Regions from separate parts of the Homo sapiens genome. Here regions 2, 3 and 4 are each linked to region 1. Evidence: chromatin contacts called from ENCODE Hi-C or POLR2A ChIA-PET data. All regions are on one chromosome and are shown on one strand. The core of a region is the stretch at or near the end of the contact, and the rest is flanking DNA. Distances in the headings are between cores, read along the strand shown. Region 1 holds the start of CYCS (cytochrome c, somatic). Region 2 holds the start of RAPGEF5 (Rap guanine nucleotide exchange factor 5). Region 3 holds the start of TOMM7 (translocase of outer mitochondrial membrane 7). Region 4 holds the start of TAX1BP1-AS1 (TAX1BP1 antisense RNA 1).

Region 1 (4,672 bases), core at 2,173-4,672:
ACCAAGCAGGCTCCTGGAGTCCCTGATTCCATGCCTTGGCTCCTAGACAGCATTTCTGGACATGCCCTGGGCCAAAGAGGACCCCACTGCCCTGAAAGGAGAAACTCGGGACTAATAGCATTTATCACAAGCTGACTGAAGAGCCCCTGTGCCTTGAGTGAATGTTGGCATAGCCAGGAAGTACTAGCCATGGGCTAGTGCAATGGTGGTCATGGGGAAGGACTTTGATGCTTGAGGAAAGAGGAGGGAAGAGTGAGAATAACTTTATCTTGTGGTTTGGGTGCCAGGTCAGCCACAGTGGAATAGAGTACCAGGTAGATTCCTAAGGTTCCCGACCCCAAGCCCTGGCTTCCAGACAGCATCTCTGGACCTACTTGAAGATGGAGAGAACTTGTTGCCCTGATAGGAAGGACACAAGGCTGGCTGAATTCACCAGCTTCTGAATGCAGGCCTTGAGGAAACATAAGCTACTGTAGCTAGACAGTGGTCACTGCAAGCCTTGGACCAGACCCAGTGCTATGTTGGCATCAGGTCTCTCCTAGCACAGTCACAGTGGAGGCAGCCACAAGGGTGCTTGTGTCACCTCTCCCCTAGCTCCAGACAGCTCAGTGCAGAGACTCCATTTGTTTGGGTGAAAGTAAGATAAGAGAACAGAGTCTCTGCCTGGTAATCCAGGTAATTCTCCTGGATCTTACCCAAGACCACAAATGTCATACCCCTACAAGTCTGCAAAAGCTATAGTTTTACTGAGCTTCGGATGGCCCCTAATGCAGATATAGCTGCAGTGACCAAAGACTTAGATCACAACACCCAAGTCCCTTCAAATACTTGGAAAGCCATCCCAAGAAGGGTGGATACAAAAAAATAAAAAGCCCAGACTGTGAAGACAATAATAAATACCTAACTCTTCAGTGCCCAGACACCAACAAAAATCCACAAGCATCAAGACCACCCTGGTAAACACGACCTCACCAAACAAACTAATGAAGGCACAAGTGACCAATTCCAGAGAGAAAGAGATATGTGACTTTTCAAACAGAGAATTCAAAATAGCTGTGTTGAGGAAGCTCAACAAAATTCAAGATAACACAGAGAAGAAATTCAGAATTCTACAAGATAAATTTAACAGAGATTAAAACAATTAAAAAGAATCTAGCAGAAATTCTGAAGCTGAAAAATCCAATTAACGTACTAAAAAATGCAGTCCCTTACAGGCAGAATTGATCAAACAGAAGGAAGAATTAGTGAGCTTGAAGATGGGCTATTTGAAAATACACACTCAGAAGAGACAAAAGAAAAAAGAATAAAAATGAATGAGGTACACCTATAAGATCTAGAAACTGGCTTCAAAGGGCAAATCTAAGAGTTACTGGCCATAAAGAGGAGCTAGAGAGAGAGATCAGGGTAGAAAGTTTATTCAGCGAGATAATGACAGAGAACTTCCCAAACCTAGAGAAAGATATCAATATTCAAGTACAAGAAGGTTATAAAACACCAAGCAGATTTAACCCAACGAAGACACCCCAAAACATTTAATAATCAAACTCCCAAAGATCCAGGATAAAGAAAGAATCCTAAAAGCAAGCAAGAGAAAAGAAACAAATAACATAAAAAGGAGTTCTAATAAGTCTGGCAGCAAACTTATCAGTGGAACTTTACAGGCCGGGAGGGAGTGGCATTACATATTTAAAGTGCTGAGGGAAAAAACTTTTATCCTAGAATAGTACATCCAGTGAAAATATCCTTCAGATGTGAGGGAGAAATAAAGACTTTCCCAGGCAAACAGAAGCTGAGGGATTTCATCAACACCAGACCTGTCCTACAAGAAATGCTAAAGGGAGTTCCTCAGTCTGAAAGAAAAGGACATTCGTAAGCAATAAGAAACCACCTGAAGGTACAAAACTCACTACTAATAGTAAGTACACAGAAAAACACACAATATTATAATACTGTAATTGTGTGTAAACTGTTCATATCTTGAGTAGAAAGACTTAGAGATTAACCTAACTTATCAAAAATAATAGCTATAACAACTTTTCAAGACATAGTATAATAATATATAAATAGAAACAAGAAAAAGTTTTAAAAGTGGGGAGAGTGAAGTTAAAGTGCAGAGTTTTTCTTAGTTTTCTCTTTGATTTTTGTTTATGCAATCAATGTTATGTTGTCATCAGTTTAAAACAATGGGTTATAAAATATTATTTGCCCTGGGCGTGGTGGCTCACACCTGTAATCCCAGCACTTTGGGAGGCCGATGCGGGTGAATCACCTGAGGTCAGGAGTTCGAGACCAGCCTGACCAAATAGTGAAACCCCATCTCTACTAAAAATACAAAAATTAGCTGGGCGTGGTGGTTTGCTCCCGTAGTCCCAGCTACTTGGGGGGCTGAGACATTAAATGGCGCCACTGAAGAAGAATGAATAAGGTCTAGTAATACAACAGGGTGACTACACTCAACAATAATTTATTGTACATTAAACAAACTAAAAGTATAATTGGATTGCTTGTAACAGAAAAAAAGGATAAATGCTTGAGGTGATGGATAGACCGTTTACCCTGATGTGATTATTATACATTGTATGCCTGTATCAAAATATCTCATGTACCTCTTAAGTATATATATATATTTACCTACTTCGTACTCATAAAAATTTTAAAAGGTACATAAATGTTATCATTGCATCCTCTTAATTTTATTTTTCAGTTCCAGAGGGATAATCCTGTCTCTGCCGCAAATGCAGCACCTTCCTCAGTCTTGGGGCGTCCATCAAGCGGAGAGCTGGAATGTGACTGAAAGTAACAGAGTATAGGTGGAACTAGAACAAGGTCACGAGCTGGTGCCCAACTCGTGTAACTCCTGGTTCCAGGCTGTCCCTCTAGGATGCTGTTGGCGCCAGCCGTGGTAGTAGGACAGAGTCTGGGTAAAGGTCGCCTGCTGACAAGATGGTAGCTAGGAGACCTCTAGGTGCGCCAAAATTAGGGCGTCTTTTCCTGGACCGGCAAAACGCCCTGCTCAAAGCTCATTACATCACCACGCCCAAGAACTGATACTTTAGCAGGGCAACGCACCAACCAAGCGACTCCGCCCCACCCTCCCCGCTCCTCCAGCACACGCAAGCGCACAGAGGCCCGCGAGTGACGTCACCTCTCCCGACACCACCTCGTTGTCGTACGACCAAAGGCCTGTCGTAACGGCCGGGAAAAGCCTCGAGAAGAAGGGCACGCACGCCGTACACCCTAACATGCTCGCCAGCATGCGCGCGCAGGTCCTTGGCGCAGGCATTGGGACTGGAGCCAATGAGGTGCGGCGACGTTACTGCGTAGCCGCCAGCTCGGCCGCACGTCAGGGCGCGGGAGCGCGGAGCGAGTTTGGTTGCACTTACACCGGTACTTAAGCGCGGACCGGCGTGTCCTTGGACTTAGAGAGTGGGGACGTCCGGCTTCGGAGCGGGAGTGTTCGTTGTGCCAGCGACTAAAAAGAGGTGAGAGCGGGTCGCGGAGGCCGCACCTGGTTAGAGGCAGAGCTGTGGGAGGCGCGCACTTGCGAGCGACCGAAACCCAAGCGGGGAGCATTCGAGTGGAGCCCGCGCTGGGTGGGAGGGCGGGGAGTGAAGACCCTGGACTGTGGTCAGACCGAGCTGGGCGAGTAACGGCTTGAGGTGCGGCGGAGCCCTAACTAGGGACAGGTATGGTCTCGGTCAGGGACTGGAGGCGGCTTGGATACAGATCCGAGGAGGAGGCGGCCTCTTCCGTAGTGGTTGCTGAAGGGCTATGGAAATGATAGGCAAGACTTCCCTCCTGGAAAGCCGAAGCTTAGAGCTTCACGTTCTTCTTCAGAGGGCAAAAGCTGTTGCTCTTCTAATAAGGGGCCAGTTCTTTTCGTGGGCACATGTTTCTTCCGTCAGTCGTTCTGACATCCTAGAAGGAGTTTCATCAATCACCTTGAAACCGACCTGGACGGGTGACCTCGTGGTCGCCCCAGGAGATCACAGGTAGGGGAGTTGGGATGTCCCCGGGGGACCGTGCAGCCTGCCCCTGAGCTCCCATTCACAAGTTCGAGTGTCAAGCTACTCCTGTGACCTGGGCAGATAGAAACAGCCAGGACCGCTTTTTAAACATTTGTGTGCTTTGCGTTATCCTCAGGGAGAGGTGGCTTTACATTGTAGTAAGATTAAATGGTTAGGTCTTTTTAAAAGTTGCGGTTGTGGTGATTTTGGCTTAATGTGTTCGCCCTTGAGCTTCAGATCTGTGACTTCGTGACCATGATTGTCTCTTCTGAAACTGGAGTTTGAATTAGGTTCCCTCTTTGCTTGGGCTTTAACGTTCCTTCACGTATACACACAAAAATACGTTTTTGAGGAGGTACTCCTAAAAATGTTTTTGGTATTAAAGAATATTTGGTATAAAGAGTATTAAAGCAAAACAAGATTCATTCTGGTATTTAATGACATAAATTAGCAATGGATTGGTAATTAAGTGGCTAGAGTGGTCATTCATTTACACTGTATTTGTTACCTGAGGAAAAATTTACTAAGTTGAAGCTTTCGTTTTTAGAATTAAATATGGGTGATGTTGAGAAAGGCAAGAAGATTTTTATTATGAAGTGTTCCCAGTGCCACACCGTTGAAAAGGGAGGCAAGCACAAGACTGGGCCAAATCTCCATGGTCTCTT
Region 2 (4,535 bases), core at 230-2,729, 2.8 Mb after region 1:
ACCGGCTAATTTTTGTATTTTTAGTAGAGACGGGGTTTCACCTTGTTAGCCAGGATGGTCTCGATTTCCTGACCTCGTGATCCGCCCGCCTCAGCCTCCCAACGTGCTGGGATTACAGGCGTGAGCCACCGCGCCCGGCCTCATGTCTTTCTTCCTTACTTGAAGGACACCTACCCTCCTTCTGCCTGGTTGAATCTTCCCCACTCACCCTTAAGGTGCAGTTTAAACTTCCTTCCTTTCGTGGATTTAGCTTTGCCCATCCCAGGCCAGAAGCATTTCTCTCTCCTGTGGCCTGAAGTGGTCTTACCTACACTTACTTGGCAATTAGCAAGAGTACAAGTGCAATATCTTTGTTTTTCTGGATGTTTGTCTACTCCTAGGTTAAGTCTTACCTTCCTTAAGGGCAGAGGTCACAGTTCGTTCCTCCTTTTTTGTTACATGGCATGTTTTTATACATATTTGCCAAGCACCTACCATGTGAGTGGCTGAGGGCACAATGGTAAACCAACTCTGGACCCTGACCTCCTACGATTCTTGTCATTTTTTAAAAATGTGAATAAGCTTATTCAACTTTTGTAAGTCTTAGACAAAGATGGGGATCCCAGCGCCCCACTGATGAGAAGTCAACACCCTGGCTGGCCCTTGTTGAAGACAGATTGAGCTGAGATGTGAACATTCACACTCCCTGGCGTTTAAGGCACTGCTGGAATAGTTTCACTCTCAATGATCCAGAATTCCTGCCTCCTGGAAGGGTGTAAACAATGATTCACACCACGGCAGGCCTTTACAGTTCACCAAGCACATTCATCACAGCAGCGGGCTTTCAGGGAAGGTCAGGTTCTGACATGCTAACAGAGATTCACCTTCAGGTCACCAGACTTGCAGCTACTCTGCTCAACACCTATCATAACCAACAAAAGTTTTCTCCCTTCGTCCTTTAAGGATGCGTGTGCCAAGAAGGGTCGGCGCAAAGCAATTTTGCCTCATGGTGTTTGCCTTGTAGCGTGTCTATTTTGAAGTTCCTTGGCCAAAACAGTTCCCAGGAGTAAAGATTACGATGAGGGGCCAGGCTGTGCAAAACGCGCGGGAGGGCGGACGACTCTCCAGCACACTTGGTTGAAGTCCAAGTCAACCCCTGGCTATTCGAAGAAGTGAAGCAGGACTTTTCAGCCTAAGGGGTAGGGGGACAGGGACAGGACAGAAGAGCGGGTTTGCCGGAGATTCTGGGAATTCTGCACCTGTGGATGAGCCGGTGCCCAAGGTGCCCTCTTCCTCCCGGGTCCCGAGTGGGAGATCCGAGGGGGACAGGTCCCAGGCAGCTTTCGCAGGCGAAAGGGCGGGGCGGGGCGGGGCCCGCGCACCTGGGCGGGGAGGGGAGGAGAGAGGAGGGGAGGGGAGGCGCGCGGGGCTGAGCCTCGCGGGGGCCGCGGCGCGCGCCAATGGGCAGCGGCTGGCAGCGCGCCCCGCGCCCGAGCCGCAGTCGCGCCCTCTCGCTTCCTGGCGAAGGCGCGGACGGCGCGCGGAGGCGAGCGCGGTGGAGAGGAGCCCCCGGCGCCGCAGCGCCGTCAGGGCATGAGGATGGCCGTGGGCTCCGTCAAGATGCAGCCGCCGTGCGAGAGCCCGGCCCTGGCCGCCGCGGCGGCGGTGGTGGCGGCAGACGGCCCCCTGCGCCGCAGCCCCAGCGCCCGGGAGCCCGAGCGCGAGCAGCCGCCGGCGTCGCTGCGGCCGCGGCTGAGGGACCTGCCCGCGCTGCTGCGGAGCGGGCTCACGCTGCGGAGGAAGCGGAGCGCCGCTGGGGGCCGGGTGAGTGGCCCGGCCCTGTCCGAGTGGGCACGGGCGGCGCGCACGTGGAGCCCGCGCCCACCCCCCGGGCCGCTGAGGGGGGCGTCTGGAAGTTGGGGAGGTGGCGGAAGGGACGCCCTTCTGCCGGACTCGGCTGAAGAGGGGCCCGGGACGGCGGGTTTTGAGGTGCCACCCCCTGAGCGACGGCTTCCCCCGCCCCCACACCTCCCCCCCACCAGGCTGCACCTGACTTAACCCCAGGGCCCCCAGATTCAGGCTGCGGGACCGGGCATCGGCTGAAGACGAGCTGTTTGCCTCTTCTCGGAGGGGAAGCTGCAGGTGTCCAGCGTCCAACAGCCAGCCAGCCCTGTCCCAACCGCAAGCTTCAGGCCCCACGAGCGGCATCCCTGTTTGCAGGACGCATGCGACGTGTGTGCTTGTTTTGGAGGTGCTGTTGCAAGCTCTGGGCATCGAGACTGGTTTTGGTGGTCTCCACCGCCGAGGGGCAGACCCAGGAGTCGGAAGCTCTTGGGTGAGCTTCCAGTTCCTGGGTTCCGGTGTCTCCAGCACTTAATACTCCTGGACACCCTCTTGAGCAGGAGGGTGCACGCCCCCAAGAACCTTCAATATTGACTTCCTGATGGTGTGTTCAGATACGATTTCCTGGTGAAGGAGTGTCCCTCATTGAGTTCTAAGTGCATCTAATGACCTGAGCAGGTCAGGCATGTTTTGTATTTTTAAGAGAAGCAGGAAGGTCTGCTGATTGTCTCCTGGGATCTTTAAGAAGCCACCTAGGAGGCCCCGCCAGGGCCTCAGGACACAGAGCTGACTTACTCAGATTTCCCTGCTCACCAGGGTTTGGCGGCACCTTTGGTGGGTTCTACTCATCTTTTAAAAATTTATTATTAAGTGGTCTTTAATGAGAAGCTGCATCAATGTGGTTTTTCTTTCCCGTTTGGCTGTAATTTTTAAAATGCAGTCTTGTCTGACTTAAAACAAGACCTTGCTGGGAGACTTCTAGCTCTTTCAGAGATGGGTTTGTGTAAACTTGAGAGTGAGGGATAACCACTTGTTTTCATGCGCCCTCCTTTGGGTAGGGAAGGGTCTGAACTGATGTCGGTCTTCAGCTTCTCGAGGCTGCATCTCTCTTTTCCTAGGCATTTTCCATCTCAGGTGGAAAATGGTCCATCCCAGGTCCATCTCAGAAGATGTTCTGAGGATTCTCTGTGTGTGATGGGACATTCTTAAAGTCGGTGACCCAGAGAGTTTAGGAATTGCCCACAAGTGACCTTAACATGTGTGGCATTTAGGATTGCCTGCAAAGTAAGTGAGGAAATGTGTCCCCAAGATGTGGTGTCGGAATAAACAAGAACTGGAGTTATAGACTTTGCAGGAATCCAGGGAAAAGTAGGTCAAATTATGTTTCTATTATCCTTGACGGTTACTTTTTCATGGCACAGAATACTGAAGACATGAGGGCTGCCAGGCAGTCTGCGACAAGAATTGCTGAGGGTTTCTGTATAAATAGATCTATAGTATTTATTTGCGTTCATACTCATGTTTCTTGCTGCCTGGGAGGGTGTCGTATACCTTGTCAATATACCTATTTAGTTTTATTTTTTAATTACTCTGAATGTGGTTACCTCAGATAATGTATGCTTTATTAACCCTCTTTGATTCTAATACTGTATTATTTCTTTTTGGGACTTTCCAAACACATTTCGTAACTGCATAGCCAGTTTTTATTGAAGGAAGTTTGATTGTCAGTTTTTCCAGTGTTGGAAACCCATACTTTTTGACTATTTATTTGACTGTTTATTTCCCCTTTCTTCTGCCTTGGAACTACCTTTGTGATTTTGGAATCTTCCCCATCAAAGGAGTAGGAAGGGGGTTGAAAGAAGGAGAAAAACAAGTGAAATATGAACTTGTCTTAGGCAGCTCAGGCTGTCATAACAAAATACCGTAGACTGGGTGGTTTAAACAACAGGAATTTATTTTCTCACAGCTCAGGATGCTGGGAAGCCTGAGATCAATGTGTAGGCTGATTAGGTTTCTGGTGAGGGCTCTCTTCCTGGCCTGCAGATGACCACTTTCTCGTATATCCTCTCATGGCCTTCCCTTGGTAAACGCAGAGGAAGAGAGGGCTCCCTCTTCTCATAAGGCCACTAATCCCATCATGAGGGCCCCACCATCATGACCTAGTCTAACCCTAAATAATTATCAAAGGCCTCATCTCCAAATAATGTCATGTTTGGGGTTAGGGCTTCAACATAAGAATTTTGTAGGGGGCATACACTTAACAGTCCAAAACACAGGGGGTTTGAAAGAAAGAGAGATACAAGTAGAATATGTATCAGACTGGTTGGTTGGTGACTTGTTAGCATCTGGGATTGTCTGGTTAACCACCTTGGATTGGGCAGTGATGCTAATGCAAACAAATCATGGCTTGGATCTTTTTGTAGACCTTCAGCTTTGTGTCTCATGGGCCATACCTCCAGACTGGAGCTGCGTGACTTCAGGGATAAGTTAACAGAAATCCATTACCACTAGTAAAGACACAGCTTTGTGCATTACATGAGTTAGTTGAGTTTTCATCTCCTATATTGACCAAGATCTGATTTAGGAATATGTGTGGTCCTTATCCATGCTGCCCTGGGCTCCCACAAACCTGGACAATCTGACATCAACTGACATTAACAAAGTTCTTTGTGGGTTGTGTTGCTCAACCCAGGTGCATTATAGGCTTTTTTTGT
Region 3 (4,577 bases), core at 826-3,325, 2.3 Mb after region 1:
CCTTGTTCACTCCTGGGCATAGGCTGAACTAACTTTGGAAAGAACTTTTAGTTTATAGCTTAAAACAAAGATGATAACAGCCCTTTCCCTAAACAAATCCCCTTCTTGCCTAAAAAAATTCTTTTAATCCTTACAGGAATTTGTAAGATTGCAGTGCATTATAGCTTATTTTACTAATTTTGTAAGGATTTAAATATATATAGTTGGCTTCATTTTACAGGTAAGGAAACTGAGATTCAGAGATATTAAATAATTGATCAAAGATCACACAGTTGGTTTGTGCTTTTAGTCATTATATTGTCCCTTGCTGTTGTTATCTGAGCTCCACCAAAACATAAACTATTTCTTTTTTTTTTTTTGCTCTTTCCAACTTTTACTTTAGTTTCAGGGAGTGCATGTGCAGGTTTGGTATACAGGCTAACAGATTAGCGAAAAGATTAGACATTATGGTTTAGGAGTCATGCAGCTGGAGGCTACAAGATTCTGACCCTCCCCAAATTGCTCCTGGGGATAACAACTCTATTGTAAAGCCTAACATCAGTGTTTGAGATATTTTGCAGACCCTGCAAAATGGATCAGCTGGAACCACCCAGATAGGTAAACTGGCTCATCTGATCTTGTGGTCCCAACCCAGGAACTAAGATTCTGACCCTTCCCAAATTGCTCCTGGGAATAACACTATTGTAAAGCCTAACATCAGTGCTTGAGATACTTTGCAGAGCCTGCAAAATGGATCAGCTGGCACCACCCAGATCGGCAAACTGGCTCATCTGATCTTGTGGCCCCGACCCAGGAACTGAGGCAGTACAAGACAGCTTCCACTCCCTGTGATTTCATCTCTGACCCAACCAATCAGCACTTCCGACTTACTGGCTGTCTCCCCACGCACCAAATTGTCCTTAAAAACTCTGATCCCCGAATGCTATGGGATACTGATTTGAGTAATAATAAAACTCTGGTCTCCTGCACAGCCAGCTCTGCGTGAATTACTCTTTATTGTAATTCCCCAGTGTTGATCAATCGGCTCTGTCCAGGCAGCGGGCAAAGTGAACCCTTTGGGAGCTTACAGCAAGTGACCCAATCACAGCTCACTGCAGCATCAAACTCAAGTGGTCCTCCCGCCTCAGCCTCCCAAATAGCCAGAATTACAGGCGCAAGCCACAGAGGTCAGCAAGGGGAAATTTTTAGGAGCACAGACATTGGGCACAGAAAACGACTACGTACCTTCAGAATGAGGCAGGAAAGTCTTAAAAGTCAAAGTCTTAGAAATGTCTTACAGCCTTAAAAATCAATTAAGTCTTAGACCTGGGGGGGTCAAATCTCAAATACGACAGCAGCCAGAAATTTATTACATCAGAGGTTGGGAATCACTTGGGAAACTTCAAAGGCAGATCAATGGCCAGTTCCCAGCCCCAAACTCTTTAGAATTTCTAGGAGTAGGTCTCCAGCGTGAGTATGGTTTTACCTCTCCTAAAGTGATTCTAATGTGCAGCCAGGGTTGAGAACCACTGCCATTCTAAACCAATGAGGGCAAGATGGCCAAACAGAAGTGTCATTTCCTATTTAGTCTCCTTGATTGTTGCAATGGAATTCCTCAGCTTCAAAAGTCCAGAATTTCATGTGAGATTTCCAAATTCTAAAATGTTGGCAAGTAATTAAAAGAAATTTTTTTAAAAAAGATTGGGATCAAAGAAAACATGGATTCGGGCCCTACTGAGTGTCACTTCGTAACCTTTTTGCAGTTCAACCTCAGGTTTGAACAACCTGATTCTGAGAAGTTAAATAATTTGTCCACGGTTACACAGCCAGTAGGAATAAGAGTTAGGACTAAAACCCAGTCCCTCTGAATTTAATTAATGTTCCTTCCATGAGAAGGAAGGAACACCTGAAGATGCGTTTTAAAAATGGGTAACAGAAACGCGAAGTTACCGCCAGCCATGATCGCAACCACGCATGCGCCTACTACTGCCGGCGAGGCGGAAGAGCAGGGAAGGTTAAAGGCGATGAATTACGACCTCTGCTGGCGACGCTCACGACTCCTGCCGTAAAGGCCGTGTGTGGCGCCTGCGCACCTCCTTTCCCTTTCGGATTCCCGACGCTGTGGTTGCTGTAAGGGGTCCTCCCTGCGCCACACGGCCGTCGCCATGGTGAAGCTGAGCAAAGAGGCCAAGCAGAGACTACAGCAGCTCTTCAAGGGGAGCCAGTTTGCCATTCGCTGGGGCTTTATCCCTCTTGTGATTTACCTGGGTCAGTGGGAGAAGAACCGGGAAAGTGACTGGAGGGAAGAGGGTGGCGGAGACAGCAGCCCCATTTTTGGCCGTCGGGGGAGGGAGAGAAAAATAGGGGACACTGCCGTGCACGGCCCCTGAGGCTGTCTGGTCAAGTGGGGCCGATCTAACCTGAGTTCGAGTTCCCGTTCTATCGCTTTATAGTTGCATGGTCTTTAAGCAGTCTTGCAATCCCTCCTTTTCTATTTTTGCATCCTTAAAGTGGAGGTCATATTTCTCGGGATTGTAGGGAGGGTTGGATGACCCCAGTGGATGTGAAAGTCACTAATTCACTCTCTAGCACTAGGTGGTTCTCGGGGTGTTTTTCCTCACCGCTCCATGTGGTCCTAAGTGGAAAGAGTCCTGTTCAGGGAATCGAGACACCTCGTGAAAGTACCACTGCCATGAAAGCATGATTATAATAATAGTCGTTGGATGCCTCTGCTTTCTTACCTGTACGATGAAGGGTTTGGATGATTTCTATTACTGCCCCCATTTTACAGGTGAGGAAACAGCCGTAGAGAAACTTTTTTGCCAAGGTCGCACAGCTATGCTGACTGAGGGAGTTAGGGGCTCAGGCAGTGGGGCATCAGAGCCCATAGTCTTAACCATTATAGCGCACTTAAAGGATTTGGGGTTTTTTTGGTTTTTGTTTTTAAGACAGAGTCTCGCTCTGTCACCCAGACTGGAGTGCAGTGGCGCTATCCCGGCTCATTGCAACCTTCCCCTCCTGTGCTCTAGCGATCCTTCCACCTCAGTCTCCCAAGTAGCTGGGACTACAGGCTGGTGCCAACAGGCTCGGTCACTTACTGCAAGGATTTGTTAATATTTTTCAGTTAGGGTTGCAGACTGGGACCTATTCTGTAGTTTTTTCTTTTCTTTTCTGTCTTTTTTTTTCCTTTTTTCCTTTTTGAGACAGTCGCTGTGTGCCCAGGCTGGAGTGTAGTGGCGCGATCTCTGCCCACCGCAATCTCTGCCTCTCGGGATCAAGCGATCCTTCCCCCTTAGCCTCCCGAGTAGCTGTGATTACAGACTTGCAGCCACCGCTCGCGGCTAATGTTTATATTTTTAGTAGAGACGGGGTTTTGCTTATGTGGGCCAGGCTGGCCTCAAACTCCTGGCCTCAAGTTAGCTACCTCCCCTCCAGCCGGCCTCCGCCCCGCGCGCGGCCTCCCAAAGTGCTGGGATTACAAGTGTGAATCACCGCGGCCAGGCTGTAGTTTTTTCTTTTTCTTTTTTTTTTTTTTTTTTGAGACGGGGTCTGCCTCGCCCAGGCTGGAGTGCAGTGGCGCGATCTCAGCTCACTGCAAGCTCCGCCTCCCGGGTTCTCGCCATTCTCCTGCCTCAGCCTCCCGCACAGCTGGGACTACAGCGCCCGCCACCATGCCGGGCTAATATTTTGTATTTTTACTAGAAACGGGGTTTCACCGTGTTAGCCAGGATGGTCTCGATCTCCTGACCTCGTGATCCGCCCGCCTCGGCCTCCCAAAGTGCTGGGATTACAGGCGTGAGCCACCGTGCCTGGCCAAGTTTTTTCTTTTTAATTTTACTGCCCCACTCAGGCAGTTCGGTGAAAGGGAAAGAGCAGGTTTTTCATCCCAGCTGTGTCAGTTTGAGCATATAGTTTGACAATTGTAAAACTCAGTTTCACATTTTAAAATGCTATGGTTTTAACAAGGTGCTGCTTCCTATTTAATTTAGGTGTCATGCATTGTATAAGATAAAGTACACTCTGACTAAGCAGCTGTGGTTTCTATTTCTCCATGAGTTGCAAGCCAACTGATAACCTGGGATTATAGAACTTAAAAAGACGTTTTTCTCCCTTATTCTGGGTGCAATTTTTTAAAAAAACATTACTTTTCTAGATTTTAGTGACTTTGTATGGGTACCAAGGATTAGAGTAAATATGACAGTTGGTGTTGTCCCCACTATTCTTGCAGCACCTCCCCCCACACCCACTTCTTTCACTTACTGATAGAAGGGCCTACTCTGGCTGGTCAAACACTGGGACTAGCTCCCCTTTTAGCTAAGAGAGGTGTGGAAGCTTGATTCTTCCCCTTCTTTGTGCCACCTTTTTTCACTGCGTGTACGAGGTCCTATTTTAGCGTGCTCTTGCTTTTTGTGTCCCTTTGGTTTTTTGCTTCTCTGTAAGTCTTTTCATCTACTGTTCCCTCCTCCTCCCTGTTTTGAGATTCCGTTTCTATTGCTAGAAAGCTGTAGCTGGTTGCTGCAATCTGCATGCCAGGGGCTTCGTGTAAGAGTGGATAATGCATTCCTTTTCCATACTAGAGTTTATCTTTCATTTTATGC
Region 4 (4,892 bases), core at 166-2,665, 2.6 Mb before region 1:
TAAAACCCGATTGTACGTTCCATCTACTGAGATAGGGAAAAACCGCCTTAGGGCTGGAGGTGGGACATGTGGGCAGCAATACTGCTTTGTAAAGCATTGAGATGTTTATGTGTATGCATATCTAAAAGCACAGCACTTGATTCTTTACCTTGTCTATGATGCAAAGACCTTTGTTCACGTGTTTGTCTGCTGACCCTCTCCCCACTATTGTCTTGTGACCCTGACATAGCCCCCTCTCGGAGAAACACCCACAAATGATCAATAAATACTAAGGGAACTCAGAGGCTGGCGGGATCCTCCATATGCTGAACGCTGGTTCCCCGGATCCCCTTATTTCTTTCTCTGTACTTTGTGTCTTTTTCTTTTCCAAGTCTCTCATTCCACCTAACGAGAAACACCCACAGGTGTGGAGGGGCAACCCACCCCTTCAGTGTGGTGGTGCGCGCCTGTAATCCCAGGTACTCAGGAGGCTGAGGCAGGAGAATCGCTTGAACCTGGGAGGCGGAGGTTGCAATGAGCCGCGATCGCGCCACTGCACTCCAGCCTGGGAGACAGAGCAAGACTCCATCTCAAGGAAAAAAAAAAAAAAAGAACGTGATGACTAGAAAACAAAAACTACAATGTTCTTTGAAGTTGAACAATCAGTTTGAAAAATAAATAAAACCTTATTAGAAGTCGGCATCATCAAACAATCCTTCAAGTTTACCCTTGAAAGGAACAGAACGAAAGAGAAAGGCTGTCCTAAGCTCCTTCCCTAAACCCGAAAAGCACTTTGAGGACGATCGACCCACTTTTAGTTTCTATTCAAATGATCTCTTTAAATCCTTTAGGAATTGAGCACCAAACTTGTAACTATTAATTGTTCGTGCACAGCTCGTAGAAATTTTAACATTAGCAGAATGCAGACAGCTGAAAAATCAAGATTTATTTTCCCATCTAAAGCCTAACATAATAGCAATTCATAACCACTGTGTGAAACCGGAAATCTAACACTGTGTATGTCTAAAGTCAAATGCCAGTGTTTTCTAACAAAACTTTTACCAATAAGGTGTGTACACACACCCACACAGACGCACGCTAAGCTCAATTTTTTACTAATAAGGTGTACGCGCGCGCGCGCACGCTAAACTCTAGCCACAGATTCCCTAAGCCAGGAGTGCAAGTCGGTCGGGACTAGTCCACACCTTGCGAACGGGGCGGGGTGGGGAATGGATTCCAGGTGAAGCAGGCCATCAGCCAGAACCGCCAACTCCGCCCGCGGCCCTCAAAAGTAGGCGGCGCAGGGAGTCTCCGCCCCCTTCGCCACCGGCGACTCAAACCAAAACAGCTGGGTTTCTCTCCGCAAAGGCAAACCCCAGCGTCCTTCTCGGACGCGACCTACGTGTTTTCTCAGCTTACTGCGCCGGTAAAACCCACACTGCCCTCAAAACAGTCACCCCAGAGTTTAGCCTTGGACACCAGAAGCTTTTCCTTCGGGGGTCGCCAGCGTCACTCGTCCCCAGCCAAAGGGCCCCCGTCCCACACGCCTCCCCCAAATCGCGAAGGCCTGTCCCACGGGCCTCCCACCGCGTGGGGCGGCCACCCGTTGCCATTCCAAAACTCCACAGCTGATCCGAGTCGCCCACACCCCCGTCACAATCGCAGTCTGGAAAGGAAGGTTTGTCTTCGGGAAGGAAAGCCTCGTCACCACAGAGACCTCTCCCGAGACCGGCCAGGCCCCTACAGTACAGGGGCTGAAGGGTGTAGCACGAGCCCTAAAAGAGATGCAGCTGGAGGCCGCCCCGCACAAGGCGCTGGGGTGGACCGGGGAGGCGCCTTACCCAGTGGAAAGACTCCCGGATCAAGGGAGAAAGTTACGCAGGCTTCCGATCCTGATCCGCCATCAGCCGCCGAACCTCTTCCGCCACTACCGCCTACCCCCAAAGACCGGCTACACCTCCCCTCCCAGCCGACAGTAGGCCTTGCGTCACTTCCGCCCACGGGGCGGTCTCTTCCGCCTCCTGCCTGGTTCGCCGCTCCCCTCCGCGACGACACGCCCCCAGCCCACTCCGCCGCGGGACGCCTCATCCCGCGGGTAGGCTGGCTCTCTCCTTACTTCGTCCTTGCTATTTTCGTTCAACTTAATCGCAGCAAAACAATGCGTCTGGATTTACATTCTGATTTTATGTTATTATTTTGACATACGAAAGGGGGAAACACACAGGAGGTTTAAGTAACTCACCAGCGATGTGGAAAGGGCAGCTCAGAGGTCCATGGACAGTACCGTATCCCTGTCTGCGTCTCAGTCGGCCTAAACTAGCCCACTCATTTTATAGATAAGGAAATAGCCAGAGAAGCAAGGGAGTGACCACACGGCTAGGGCTGCAAACCCCTGAGCACCAAGACTGTCTCTGAACTCCTGGCCCAGTCGTGTGCTTTTTTGGCTATGAAGTTTTGTTCACTGAAAGCTCCTAGGAGCTTTTCAGTTCTAATGCCCTCTGATTCTATTTGCTCTCGCTCCAGCAGAGGCCTCTTTTCTAGCCGCATTTCTGTGAGTTACCTGCTTTTGTTATCCGTATCATTTTCCGTGTGTGAATTTTCTCCCGCGTTCTGTTATTTCTAAAATCACTTTTGCTTGTTGTATATGTTGCCTTCCTATATTGGACATTCAGTTTGAATCGTAACTCCACAGAAGCAAATGTGTCCCATTCGAATTCATCATAGTCTTCTGTTGCCGTAAAACCCTGACAAACCTTGCAATAGCACCAGAAAGGATATGTAAATTAGATCGCATTAAATGTTGAAGCACATTCTAAATACAGAACATTCAAAATTATCTTTCATATACTTTCATCTTTACTTCCAGTTATTTCAGAAGACATTAGCTTTGATAACATAGGTTCTCAATATTTACAGACTGATTTGTTTCCTGTGTATTGACATTTTTGAACTTGGTCTTGTGCTGGGTATTATACTTGATCATAGAATTTCAGAAGAACCTTAATAGGCCATTTAGTCCCAGTCTCCTTATTTTATGGATGAAGAAAACGGTGTGAATAATCAACATAAGTTATCACTTGCGTTACTGGTAGCAACCTTCTGGTAGTAGAAATAACTGTGTCCCTTAAGAAATGTAAACATAGCAGTGAATTTTATAAGCACAATTTGTCAGAGATGTCACTCTTTGTTTAAATCACATTCCTATTTATATGTAATACATTTTTAATTACCACTAATTTTCAGTTAATGAAATCAGAAAAACAGTATGCTTAATAAAAACCATAATTGAAAGACTTTTTTTTTTGCCCTGAGAGGGACGGAGTTTCGCTCTTGTTGCTCAGGCTGCAGTACAGTGGCGCGATCTCGGCTCACTGCAACCTCCGCCTCCCGGGTTCAAGCAATTCTCCTGCCTCAGCCTCCCAAGTAGCTGGGATTACAGGAGCCAGCCACCACGCCTGGCTAATTTTTGTATTTTTAGTAGAGAGGAGGTTTCGCCGTGTTGGTCAGGCTGGTCTCAAAGGACATTTTCACAGGTATTTTTACTTTGTTATTTTTAATTATTTCTTGAATTTTTAGACCTTATTTTCCCCAGGAAGGTATTTGTTCTGGAATTTTAGCTTGCTTCATTCATTTTAATAATGATCCTTTAATTTTTAGACCAAGTTTTTCCCACCAAGATAAATAGATACCCTCTTAGTATTTAATTGAATTTCTGGGTTTTGGGGGAGTAGGGTTTGGGTTTTTTGTTTGTTTGTTTTTTGAGACAGAGTCTCGCTCTGTCACCTAGGGTGTAGTGCAGTGGCATGATCTCGGGTCACTGCAACCTCCACCTCCCAGATTCAAGCAATTCTCCTGCCTCAGCCTCCCCAGTGGCTAGGATTACAGGCGCACACCACCACACTGGGCTAATTTTTATATCTTTAGTAGAGACGGGGTTTCTCCATGTTGGCCAGGCTGGTCTCCAACTCCTGACCTCAGGTGATCTGCCTGCCTCAGCCTCCCAAAGTGCTGGGATTACAAGCATGAGAGACCGCACCCGGCTTTAATTGAATTTCTTAAAGTTAGCCTCTTATTTGTATGGCAGTGGACTATGGCTAGAAGAGATATGGATTCACTTCCTTTAAGTGAAATCTTTCTGCCAGATGGATTTCAGAATTCAGAATTTTTCAGACTTTAGAGAGGTGTGCTTTATGTGACATTCCTCACTATCTGGGGCAGCACCCACAGTCAACTTTTTTTTCCGGAACAATTATGAATATCACACTAAGATAAATGAAATGTATAGTCTCACTCAAGTCAAGTTTTTCAGGTCAGGTTCTGCCACTTTGCCCTTGGGTTCAGGTCAAGTTTTAATGACAAATGAGTCAGGTCAAACAGGTTTTGCCACCAAATGTTGAGAAAACATTTGATTTTCAGAGCTTTTTCTTTTTTTTTTTTTTTTTGAGACGGGGTCTCTGCCCTCTTCCCTGTCACCCAGGCTGGAGAGCAGTGGCAAGATTTCGGCTCACTGCAACCTCTGCCTCCCAGGTTCGAGTGATTCTCCTTCTGGGATTACAGGCATGAGCCACCGCACCTGGCCAATTTTCAGAGCTTTTTAGATTTCGAAGTGGTGAATATTGAGAGAATTATTGGAAAGTAAATCAGTGAGTAACCCATGATTTTTCTGGAGCAACTACAGTGTCAAGTAGTTTCTAGGCAGTTGTCCTGTGTTTGATTGGGAAAATATGCTGACTATATTTAAAAGGCACTGTTCTTTCATTAGAGGAACTTATGATAGCAAAGGGAAGAAAAGAAATGAGCCCATGAAAATGTAGGTAACTAAAGTGTAAATGAATAGGAAGACAGATATTCAGAGATGGGAGAAAGTACAGGCTTATGTTAGCAGTACACTTTTCATGGGGGAGGCAGGCCTA

The links. Hi-C counts contacts between places; a loop is a spot of excess contacts on that map. ChIA-PET counts read pairs that join two places held with the same protein, here RNA polymerase II (POLR2A). Pooled maps may share reads with other maps.
Region 2: a loop to region 1 is called in a pooled map, with 4 times the contacts of the local background. The contact joins the promoter of RAPGEF5 here to the promoter of CYCS in region 1. A Hi-C loop is called at or near these places in 1 of 37 single-sample maps with no recorded cell type and 1 of 50 pooled maps. POLR2A ChIA-PET finds 5 or more read pairs at or near these places in 1 of 52 experiments (A673).
Region 3: a map of CD14-positive monocyte shows a loop between it and region 1 (9-fold over the local background). The contact joins the promoter of TOMM7 here to the promoter of CYCS in region 1. A Hi-C loop is called at or near these places in 1 of 168 maps with a recorded cell type or tissue (CD14-positive monocyte), 1 of 37 single-sample maps with no recorded cell type and 8 of 50 pooled maps. POLR2A ChIA-PET finds 5 or more read pairs at or near these places in 1 of 52 experiments (BJ).
Region 4: a loop to region 1 is called in a map of CD8-positive, alpha-beta T cell, with 11 times the contacts of the local background. The contact joins the promoter of TAX1BP1-AS1 here to the promoter of CYCS in region 1. A Hi-C loop is called at or near these places in 2 of 168 maps with a recorded cell type or tissue (CD8-positive, alpha-beta T cell and naive thymus-derived CD4-positive, alpha-beta T cell) and 10 of 50 pooled maps. POLR2A ChIA-PET finds 5 or more read pairs at or near these places in 1 of 52 experiments (MCF 10A).

The regions. Positions count from the first base shown.
Region 1 is chr7:25,124,010-25,128,681 of GRCh38, reverse strand. CYCS (cytochrome c, somatic) reads left to right here and starts at 3,422. Exons shown (of 3, transcript NM_018947.6): 1 at 3,422-3,482; 2 at 4,555-4,672. The coding sequence starts at 4,563. It also overlaps a transcript of SPMIP4 not described here. RefSeq lists enhancers at 3,012-3,261, 3,409-3,952, 3,953-4,497.
Region 2 is chr7:22,354,098-22,358,632 of GRCh38, reverse strand. RAPGEF5 (Rap guanine nucleotide exchange factor 5) reads left to right here and starts at 1,479. Exons shown (of 26, transcript NM_012294.5): 1 at 1,479-1,803. The coding sequence starts at 1,573. RefSeq lists silencers at 1,334-1,723, 1,784-2,013 and an enhancer at 2,134-2,203.
Region 3 is chr7:22,820,347-22,824,923 of GRCh38, reverse strand. TOMM7 (translocase of outer mitochondrial membrane 7) reads left to right here and starts at 2,075. Exons shown (of 3, transcript NM_019059.5): 1 at 2,075-2,247. The coding sequence starts at 2,145. LOC112267993 (a long non-coding RNA gene) reads right to left here and starts at 1,967. Exons shown (of 3, transcript XR_002956543.2): 1 at 1,225-1,967. RefSeq lists enhancers at 1,845-2,054, 2,085-2,164, 1,834-2,594.
Region 4 is chr7:27,737,198-27,742,089 of GRCh38, reverse strand. It overlaps TAX1BP1-AS1 (TAX1BP1 antisense RNA 1), which reads left to right and starts at 1,415. Exons shown (of 2, transcript NR_187572.1): 1 at 1,415-2,074. It overlaps TAX1BP1 (Tax1 binding protein 1), which reads right to left and starts at 1,928. Exons shown (of 17, transcript NM_006024.7): 1 at 1,821-1,928. RefSeq lists enhancers at 267-1,130, 1,645-1,914, 1,131-1,993 and a silencer at 1,245-1,477.